2 separate regions of the Homo sapiens genome follow, and region 2 is linked to region 1. Evidence: read pairs that join two places in POLR2A ChIA-PET (ENCODE). Cell type or tissue: K562. All regions are shown on one strand. Links, peaks and the distances in the headings refer to the core of each region. The heading gives the core; the rest is flanking DNA.

What was found. Peaks named below come from ENCODE experiments on the same cell type or tissue, not always from the same donor. Only the 100,000 strongest peaks of a DNase experiment are listed, where the experiment ranks them.
Region 2: POLR2A ChIA-PET joins it to region 1 with 5 read pairs; 5 of 35 experiments call an interaction of 5 or more read pairs at or near these places.

What each region holds. Positions count from the first base shown.
Region 1 is chr5:140,553,441-140,555,940 of GRCh38, forward strand. All of the region lies in intron 2 of SRA1 (steroid receptor RNA activator 1), which reads right to left. Among named protein-coding and RNA genes, the nearest start is that of SRA1, 2.8 kb to the right of the region's middle. In K562, for the core only: no CTCF peak of the experiment used is centred there; a DNase peak (open chromatin) is centred at 1,191.
Region 2 is chr5:140,440,699-140,447,933 of GRCh38, forward strand. It overlaps ANKHD1-EIF4EBP3 (ANKHD1-EIF4EBP3 readthrough), which reads left to right. Exons shown (of 36, transcript NM_020690.6): 5 at 297-444; 6 at 5,044-5,277. ANKHD1 (ankyrin repeat and KH domain containing 1) reads left to right here. Exons shown (of 34, transcript NM_017747.3): 5 at 297-444; 6 at 5,044-5,277. Among named protein-coding and RNA genes, the nearest start is that of ANKHD1-EIF4EBP3, 42 kb to the left of the region's middle. In K562, for the core only: no CTCF peak of the experiment used is centred there; no DNase peak of the experiment used is centred there.

The DNA of each region.
Region 1 (2,500 bases), core at 1-2,500:
GAGGTTAGAGCAGTGCCCAAGAAGCAGGAAAACTTTTGATTTGTTCAAGAGACAGTAATGAGGCCTGTATGGCTAAAAATTATTACCACTGAAGAAAGTAGTATGAGCTATCATTAGAGAGGTAAGCAGAGGGTCCAGACCCTGTGGGGCTTTGGAAGAGTTTGATCTTGAGTCAATGGTACTGGGAAGCCACTGCAGGTTTGTAAAAGCAAGGGGTGATGTGACCAGACTTATTTTTAAACATGTATGCTCTGTGAAAAACTGATGAAAACAGGTCAACAGTGGTGGCAGGAACACCAGTTGAGAGGTTGAGTAGTTCAGGAAAGAGATAATGCTGGCATGGACTAGGGTAAAAGAGTAGACGAGGGGAATGGAGTAGTCTGAGATTTACTTAGGAGGAAGTAGCAACAGGAGTGGATTGAGAGTGAGGAAGAGAGAAGTCAAGGTGACTCGTAGTTTCTGACTTAGTAATGGGAACCACTAACAGAAAGAAGACTGGAAGACAAAAGTCAAAAGTTTACTTTTAGGTACCAACATCCACAAGGATGATTAATTCATCTAATAATTTGGTGTTTCAGTTGACCTCTTCACCTCCAGTGATCATTTTTTCCCACCCTACATCAGCCTGTCATCCCCCTGCCTTGTTCACACTATCACCTCCAAAATCTGATCACCCCCTTACCCCTTCCAGCTCAGCTACTTTGATTTCAATGTACATTAACATCACCCCCTTATAAATATTTTTACCTCCTTTATCTCCTCCCATTGTCCCACTTTCCTGGTTAAACCCAACTTGCTTGCACTTGGGAGGGAAAACAGAGCCATGCTGATAGTTTAAATTCATGGCCACAGATTTTAAAAGGTACCAAATACTGCCTGGACATTTTGGCTCATTTTTTCCACTCTTCAGAACTTCTCTTCCTTTCCTTGCTATCTTCTTCTGACACTGCCTAATGTTTCATTGAAAAGTAGAGGTCATTAAACAGAACTCTCTCATCTTCCCACCACCATTCCTCCTAACCCACCTGCATCTGTGGCCACTTTTCTTCCTCTTGTAATAGATGAAAAGGTTCCTGCTCCTATCAAAAGCCATCTTACCAGCTGTACTCTGCATCCTAGCCTCTCTTGTCTTCTCTAGACTTCCCTACTGTAACTATCTTCTCTTGCATCATCAGCTCCCCCTCTCTACTGAATCATCCCGTTAGTGTACAAACATGCTCTAGTATATTACTATCAAAACACTCCCTTACTTCATGTTCCATTTTCAGATACTGTCCCATTTCTTATCTCTGCAGCAGCATTTGAGTGAGCTCTTTATAGTCACTCTCTCTACTTTTCACATTCTCTCCTCAGCCCATTCCAGCTGTTTCTGTTCTCACTACTGCAGAGACTTGCTCTTGTTATGATCACGAGTGACTGCTATGTTTGTCAAATCTACTGGTTCCTTGTCGCTCTTTTTTTTTTTATTGAGATGGAGTCCCAGGCTGGAGTGCAATGGTGCGATCTCGGCTCACTGCAGGCTCCACCTCCCAGGTTCAAATGATTCTCCTGCCTCAGCCTCCCGAGTAGCTGGGATTTCAGGTGCCCGCCACTACACCTGGCTATTTTTTGTATTTTTAGTAGAGACAGGGTTTTACCACGTTGGCCAGGCTGGTCTTGAACTCCTGACCTCGTGATCCACCCGCCTTGGCCTCCAAAGTGCTGGAATTACAGGCGTGAGCCACTGCGCCTGGCCCCTTGTCTCTATCTTGATGTCTCAGCAGCATTCATTACTATTGATTCATGTCTTTACGCTCTCCTATTTTCTTTTTTTATTTTGGTTTTGTCACAGAATATCACTCTGTCGCCCAGGCTGGAGTGCAGTGGTGCGATGTCGGCTCACTGCAACCTCCGCCTCCCAGGTTCAAGCGATTCTCCTGTCTCACCCTCCCAAGTAGCTGGTATTACAGGCCCAGCTAATTTTTGTATTTTTAGTAGAGACAGCGTTTCGCCATGTTGGCCAGGCTGGTCTTGAACTTCTGATCTCAGGTGATCTGCCCACCTTGGCCTCCCCATGTGCTGGGATTACAGCCGTGACTCACTGCGCCTGGCCTCTCCTTTTTTCTTCTTTGGCCATTTCCCAATCTCCTTTGCTGATTCCTTCTCAACCTTGAAATGCTAGAGTGCCCTACGGCTCTGTCCCTGGCCATATTCAAGCCCATGACATCAAATACCATCCTTGTAATGGTGACTTATTTCTCTAATTCTGGCCTAGAACATTCCCCAAAAGTAACAGCCTAAACTTCACATGGCCCCCCAAAAAAACTCCCCCTCCCCAAAACCACCATCCCCAGTCTTCCTATATCAAGCAAAAAAATTCAGTTATATGGATTCTTCCTAATCTACTCATTCCTACTGACCTTCTCCATCTCATATCCATCCAACTCCTACCACCCTGACTCCCACCCTTATGCAAATCATTAAATCTTGCCTATATTACCATAATAGCTGTAATTTGTCT
Region 2 (7,235 bases), core at 2,746-5,245, 110 kb before region 1:
TTCTTTGGCTAGATAACCTCAAGCATAACATTCTTTGACAAGAGCCATCACATTTTATAATAGGATGGCTAATATGATTGCATACTTTATTTAAATATTAATATGTAATGATATTGTAAAATATGTAACCTGGCATGTTAAGCAGTGAGTATTGGCATAATTTTTTCAAAAGGTCATTATTGATTTTTTCCCACCCCTATTCTAGAAGAATATCTTCAGAGATTCAGTATATTCTCTAGAAATACTATTGAATAGTAAGAATTAACAATTTCTCTGTCTGTATATGTGTTTTAAAGGTATTGCTTGCTATGCATGCTAATGTTGAAGATCGAGGGAATAAAGGAGACATAACTCCCCTGATGGCAGCTTCCAGTGGAGGTTACTTAGATATTGTGAAATTATTACTTCTTCATGATGCTGATGTCAACTCCCAGTCTGCAACAGGTATGTAGAAAATGATGTATTAATTGGGAGAAAAAATTGACATAATTATTACCTGAGAGAGAGAAAAATTAGATTTCTGAGGAAAACCAGTATAAACCTACAGAAAAATCTTAGCCCTTGTGTAGAATCTTTGAGTAAAATACAAATTAATTTGACATCCTCAAAAGTCTTTAAAACACACTTAGAGTCTCCTGTAGTCAAGACTGAGTTTTTGTGGTATGAACATAATGGAATATTATTCAGACTTAAAAAAGGAGGAGATCCTGCCATTTGCCACAACATGGATGGACCTGAAGGACATTATGCTAAGTGGAATAAGCCAGACACAGAAAGGAAAGTATTGCATGATCTCACTTTTTTTTTTCCCCCACAGTCTTATGGACATAGGTATGCATGATCTCACTGAATATTGAAAATTTACAAAAAGCGTTAAATATATAGAGATAAGACATTGGTTACCGGGTCAGGGGTGGGGAGAAGAAATCGGAGAAGTAGGTAAAAGGATACAAAGTAGCAAATATGTAGAATGAACAAGTCAAAAAGCTTGATGTATAACATGAGGACTATAATTAATAATAGTGTATTATATTCAGGATTTTTTGCTAAATGAGTAGATTATGCTGCTCTTGCCACAGGGGGCAAAATTGGGTAACTATATGAGAAAAATATGTTAATTTGTTCTATAGTAACCATTTTACTATATATGTATCTTATAACAACATGTCATATACCTTATGTATGTAATATATATGGAGGCAAAATTATAAACTGTATTTCTTATAATTCTTTATCTTCAATACAATACTCTTTAGATTATAGATAAACCTGAGTGTTTACCCTATAGGGTTTTACATGTTGAGTTTGCTGAATACATTTACTAATAAGATATTCTTTTTTTTTTTTTTTTTTTTTTTTGAGATGGAGTCTCACTCTGTCACCCAGGCTGGAGTGCAGTGGCACGATCTTGGCTCACTGCAACCTCCACCTCCCAGGTTCAAGAGATTCTCTTGCCTCAGTTTCCCAAGTAGCTGGGATTACAGGCGAGTACCACCACTCCCGGCTAATTTTTTGTACTTTTTTAGTAGAGACGGGGGTTTCACCATGTTGGCCAGGCTGGTCTTGAACTCCTGATCTCATGTGATCTGCCCGCCTCAGCCTCCCAAAGTGCTGGGATTACAGATGTGAGCCACCAAGCCTGGCTGAGATATTCTTGTATAGCAACAGTCCCCAACCTTTTTGACACCAGAGACAATTGGAAGACAATTTTTCCACACGTGGGGGAGGGAGGAGGGGATGTTTTCGGGATGAAACTGTTTCACCTCAGATAGTCAGTTGTCTCATAGGAGTGTGCAGCCTAAATCCCTCGCCCGTCATTTATTTGAACTGAGCAGCTTTGTGCATACTATAGTTGGAACCCTTGAAAGTGGCTCCCTGTATTAATTAAATACAGAAAATATCTCTTATATTTACATAAAAGAAGACAGTTAATGTTAGAGTGTGTTGGTGAACCACCAGATTGATTTACTTAATTTTTTATCTGATTATGAAAATAATATATGCTCATTGTAAGAACATTTCAGAAATGCTGAGAAGTAGGAAGAATAAAAGATTACTCTCCCATAAACTCTGTGGCACAGAAATCACTGCTATTACTGTGTTAGTTTAGTTCCTTCCAGTATTTTTGATGTATAAAATTATGTAGTTGAAATTATACCCTATGTGCAATTTTGTTTGACTTCACTTATTTTCTATTTTATTAACTTTTTTTTTGTTTTTTTTTTGAGATGGAGTCTCGCACTGTTGCCCAGACTGGAGTGCAGTGGTGCGATCTCAGCTCACTGCAAGCTCTGCCTTCCAGGTTCACGCCATTCTCCTGCCTCAGCCTCCCTAGTAGCTGGGACTACAGGTGCCCGCCACCACGCCTGGCTAATTTTTTGTATTTTTAGTAGAGACGGGGTTTCACCGTGTTAGCCAGGATGGTCTCGATCTCGACCTTGTGATCCACCCACCTCGGCCTCCCAAAGTGCTGGGATTATAGGCGTGAGCCATCGCTCCAGGCCTATTTTATTAACTTCTTAACAAACTTTTTTAAAGGTTGTGTAATATTTCCTTGAATTGATATACCACAAATTTTAGGGGCAGAGGGCATTAATTGGTTGTGAACTATAGCAAAAGTTGTTAAATTAAGATGATAAAATCAATTGCTTTGTTCTGGTTAACAGCATTATGCTATATACACACTCCTTTGAAAAATACCCAAAAAAAAGGCCGGGCGTGGTGGCTCACGCCTGTAATCCCAGCACTTTGGGAGGCTGAGGTGGGAGGATCACGAGGTCAGGAGATCGAGACTATCCTGGCTAACACGGTGAAACCCCGTCTCTACTAAAAATGCAAAAAAATTAGCTAGGCATGGTGGCAGGCGCCTGTAGTCCCAGCTACTCGGGAGGCTGAGGCAGGAGAATGGCATGAACCCAGGAGGCGGAGCTTGCAGTGAGCCGAGATCGTGTCGCCTGGGCGACAGAGCGAGACTCCGTCTATAAAAAAAAAAAAAAAAGAAAAATACTCAAAAAAGAGGGTACTGCCAACAAGGAAGTTTTAAATTTCCCCTTGAGGATTCTTGGTGATCATCAAATTCAGTGGTTTTTAAGGTTGTTTTCTGTCAAATAACTCTAACTTTAAGCCAAACAGTATATGGAAGCACAGATATAATATTACACAGATAAAAGAGGAGTTGATCTAAAGTAGAGATAGTTGGGGGCTTTAATTTCTGGAACCTAGGTCTCCCCATCTTCTTCTGTGCTGAGGAACTTCTTGGAAGCGGGGATTCTAAAGTTCTTTGGAAGACAGTTTGAAAACCACCATGTTGTTCTCAGTACCTTTATTTTTAAAAAGTAGGTGAACATTTTGAGAGAGAAAAGGGCTTGGTTGAGATGAAGTCCCCCCCCCCCTTTTTTTTTTTTTTAGCTGAAATAGATACACTATGTAGAAGGAAGGGATTATTATATACCATGCAGTAAGCACATGCTCTTTGATGGGCTCCTCCGTACACTCTCCATGTGGCCATTTCAGACATTCTTCTCAAACCCCACAGATACCCCTCCTCGCTTCCACTGATTTCCTTAACTCATACTTCATTGGGAAAATAGAGATTTCCAGAAGGAAATTGCATCATCTTCTCACCAATAATTTCTAGTCAAGTTCGTATTTTAATTAATTCGTTCATTTTGTTCAGTAAGTTGCACCTACTGCCTGCATGTCAGAATCACTTAAGAGAGCTTGTTAAAAATACAGGTTCCTAGAAGTCTTCCTTCTGTACTCCAAAGCAGTCAGTCTCAGGAGAGACCAGGGATCATAAACCATAGCTCTGTATTGCAGCTCTGTGAGGGGATGTGGTCACCTGCCTTTACTTAATGCATTTTGTTTGATGCCAGATGTCCTTTTCTGCCTTTAGGAATCCTACTTAACTTTTGAGGCCCAGTCCAAATGTAGCTGCTGCTGCTTTTTAAAAAAACAAACAAAAAATCCCAGTTTTATTGAGATATAATTCATATACCATAAAATTCACTTGATTTAAGTATACAATAATGATTTTTAGTAAATTTATAGAGTTGTACAATCTAATTGTAGAATATTCCCATCACCACAGAAAGATCTCTATGCCCATTTGGAGTCCCCTCAGTTATTCAGACAACTGTTACTCTACTTTCTGTCTCTATAGATTTGCTTTTCTGGCCTTTTTATATTGTTCAGATCTTTATAACATATAGTCTTTTGTATTGGGCTTTCCAGAAAGTCTTTTGTATTGGGCTGAAGTGATCCTCCCACCTCTTGCCTCTAGAGGAGCAGGGACTACAGGGGTATGCCACCATTCCTGGCTCAGTTTTTTTTTAGTAGAGATACTGTGTTGTTCAGGCTGGTCTCAAACTCCTTGGTCTCAAACTCCCTGGGTTCAAGCAATCCTCCCACCTTGGCCTCCCAAAGTGCTGGGATTACAGGTGTGAGCCATCGCACCTGGCCAGAAAATCTCTTAATTAGTAGGAAAATTGGCCGGGCGTGGTATAATTGGCATAATTGGTATAATTGGCATAATTGTCAGATTACGCCTGTAATCCCAGCACTTTGGGAGGCCGAGGCGGGTGGATTACCTGACGTCAGGAGTTTGAGACCAGCCTGCCAACATGGTGAAACCCTGTCTCTCCTAAAAATACAAAATTAGTGGGGCATGGTGGTGGGCACCTGTAATCCCAGCTACTCAGGAGGCCGAGGCAGGAGGATCACTTAAAGCTGGGAAGCGGAGGTGGTAGTGAGCCAAGATCGTGCCATTGCACTCCAGCCTGGGCAACAGAATGACACTCTGTCTCAAAGAAAAAGAAAAGAAAATTAAGGTGATGCTTCTAACCAATGATAACGAAAAAAAGTTGAGATAATAGTTGTAGTGATTTGTGTAAGGGAATTGAAGAGGTATACCTAGAGCATTAGCATAATCATAATTGTATCTGTTCTGTCATGATTGTATATTTCTTTTTAAATCTTTTATTTATTTTTATTTTTTAAATATATATTCTGCTCATGTATTATATTTCTTCTTCTTCTTTTTAGGAAACACTGCGCTAACTTATGCATGTGCTGGAGGATTTGTTGACATTGTTAAAGTGCTCCTTAATGAAGGTGCAAATATAGAAGATCATAATGAAAATGGACATACTCCCTTAATGGAAGCAGCCAGTGCAGGTCATGTGGAAGTTGCAAGAGTTCTTTTAGATCATGGTGCAGGCATCAACACTCATTCTAATGAATTCAAAGAAAGTGCTCTAACACTTGCTTGCTACAAAGGTACTTAATACATGTATGAATATTTATAATGTTTTTCGTAACCACTTTGATTATTTGAGTATTGAGTATTTGAGTTTACTTTATATTGCTTATGTTTTCCCTGTGCTATAAAATTATCTAGTTTATAAGAAATTATATAGAAAGTCTATTTTAGTCTATATTGCCTGTAATATAGTTTTCTAGTATATGTTTATTATTTTAATTCAGATTTATTGGGTTAACTGTGAAGTTAACCCAACTACTTAGCTTAGATTTAGAGGGTTTCCATTATTTAATAACTTTTGTTTTATATGATTTTTCCAATGTTTATTTAAAAAATAGTACATGCCAAAGTAATAATACACACAATACTGAAAACCTGAAAAACACAGAGTAACACAAAGAAAAGAAATTTTTTGTTTTTGAGACAGAATGTCGCTCTGTCACCCAGGCTGGAGTGCAGTGGCGCGAACTCAGCCCACTGCAACCTCTGCCTCCTGGGCTCAAGTGATTCTCGTACCTCAGCCTCCCAAGTAGCTGGGACTACAGGCATGCACCACCATGCCTGGCTAATTTTTGTATTTTTAGTAGAGATAGGGTTTCACTATGTTGGCCAGGCTGGTCTTGAACTCCTGACCTCAAGTGATCCTCCTGCCTCAGCCTCCCAAGCCTCCCAAAGTGCTGGGATTACAGGCGTGAGCCAGCACACCCAGCTAAAGAAAAGAAATTTTAAAATGACATGTAATGCTACCATCTAAAGATAAAAAAGCATGTATACAATATTTTAGTGTATACATTTCCAGTTTGTTTTTAAGTATGTTTATATACAAACATATATATATTTTAAACAAAATAGTTATACTCTAACAGTTTTATAATCTACTTATTTTACTTAGCAGTGTATCATGGACATTTTTCATCTCAATAAATATTCTTTATTTTTTATTTTTCATTTATTATCATTGTTTTTTTGAGACGGAGTTTCACTCTTGTTGCCCAGGCTGGAGTGCAATGGTGTGATCTTGGCTCACTGCAACTTCCGCCTCCCGGGTTCAAGTGATTCTCCTGTCTCAGCCTCCCTAGTAGCTGGTATTACAGGTGCATGCCACATGTCTGGCTAATTTTTGTATTTTTAGTAGAGACAGGGTTTCATCATATTAGTCAGTCTGGTCTCCTGACCTCAAATGATCCACCTGCCTTGGCCTCCTAAAGTGCTGGGGTTACAGGCATGAACCACCGTGCCTGGCCTATTTTTTATTATTTTTAGAGACAGGGTTTTGCTCTATCACCCAGGACGGAGTGCAGTGGCACTGTCATAGCTCACTGCAGCCTCAAACTCCTGGGTTCAAGCTATCCTCCTGCCTCAGCCTCCTGAATAGCTAGGATTACAGACTCACACCACCATACCCAGCTAATTTTATTTTTATTTTTTTGTAGAGATGGGGGTCTCACTATGTTGCCCAGGTGGCTCTCAACCTCCAGGCCTCAAGTGATCTTCCTACTTCAGACTCCCAAAGTGTTAGGATTACAGGTGTAAGCCACCATGCCTGGCCTCAATAAATATTCTTACAATGTAACTTTTGATGATTATATACTATTTCACTATTTCATTTAGGATTAAAATTGGTTGCATATGTCACAAAATCTAAATTAACGATTTGAGCAAGAGAGAAATTCAAAGGTAAGCCGTTTAGGGCTAGTATGGCAGTTCCATTGTCATCAAGAGCTCATAATTCTATTTTTCTGCTCTGCTATCCTAGTATGTGGTTTGTATCCACAAGGTTACAATAAACCTAAAACCAAGATGATAGCTAGGACCCCAGCAGTTCACATTCTAGGAAAGACGTTAAGGGCAATATAAGGAGTGCCTCTCAATTTAGTAAGCTCCCTTTAAAGAGTCTTCCTAGGTGTGCGGCCTTATAACTACCACTTACATCTCATTGGCTACACATAACTGCAAGAGGGGCAGAGAAACATAG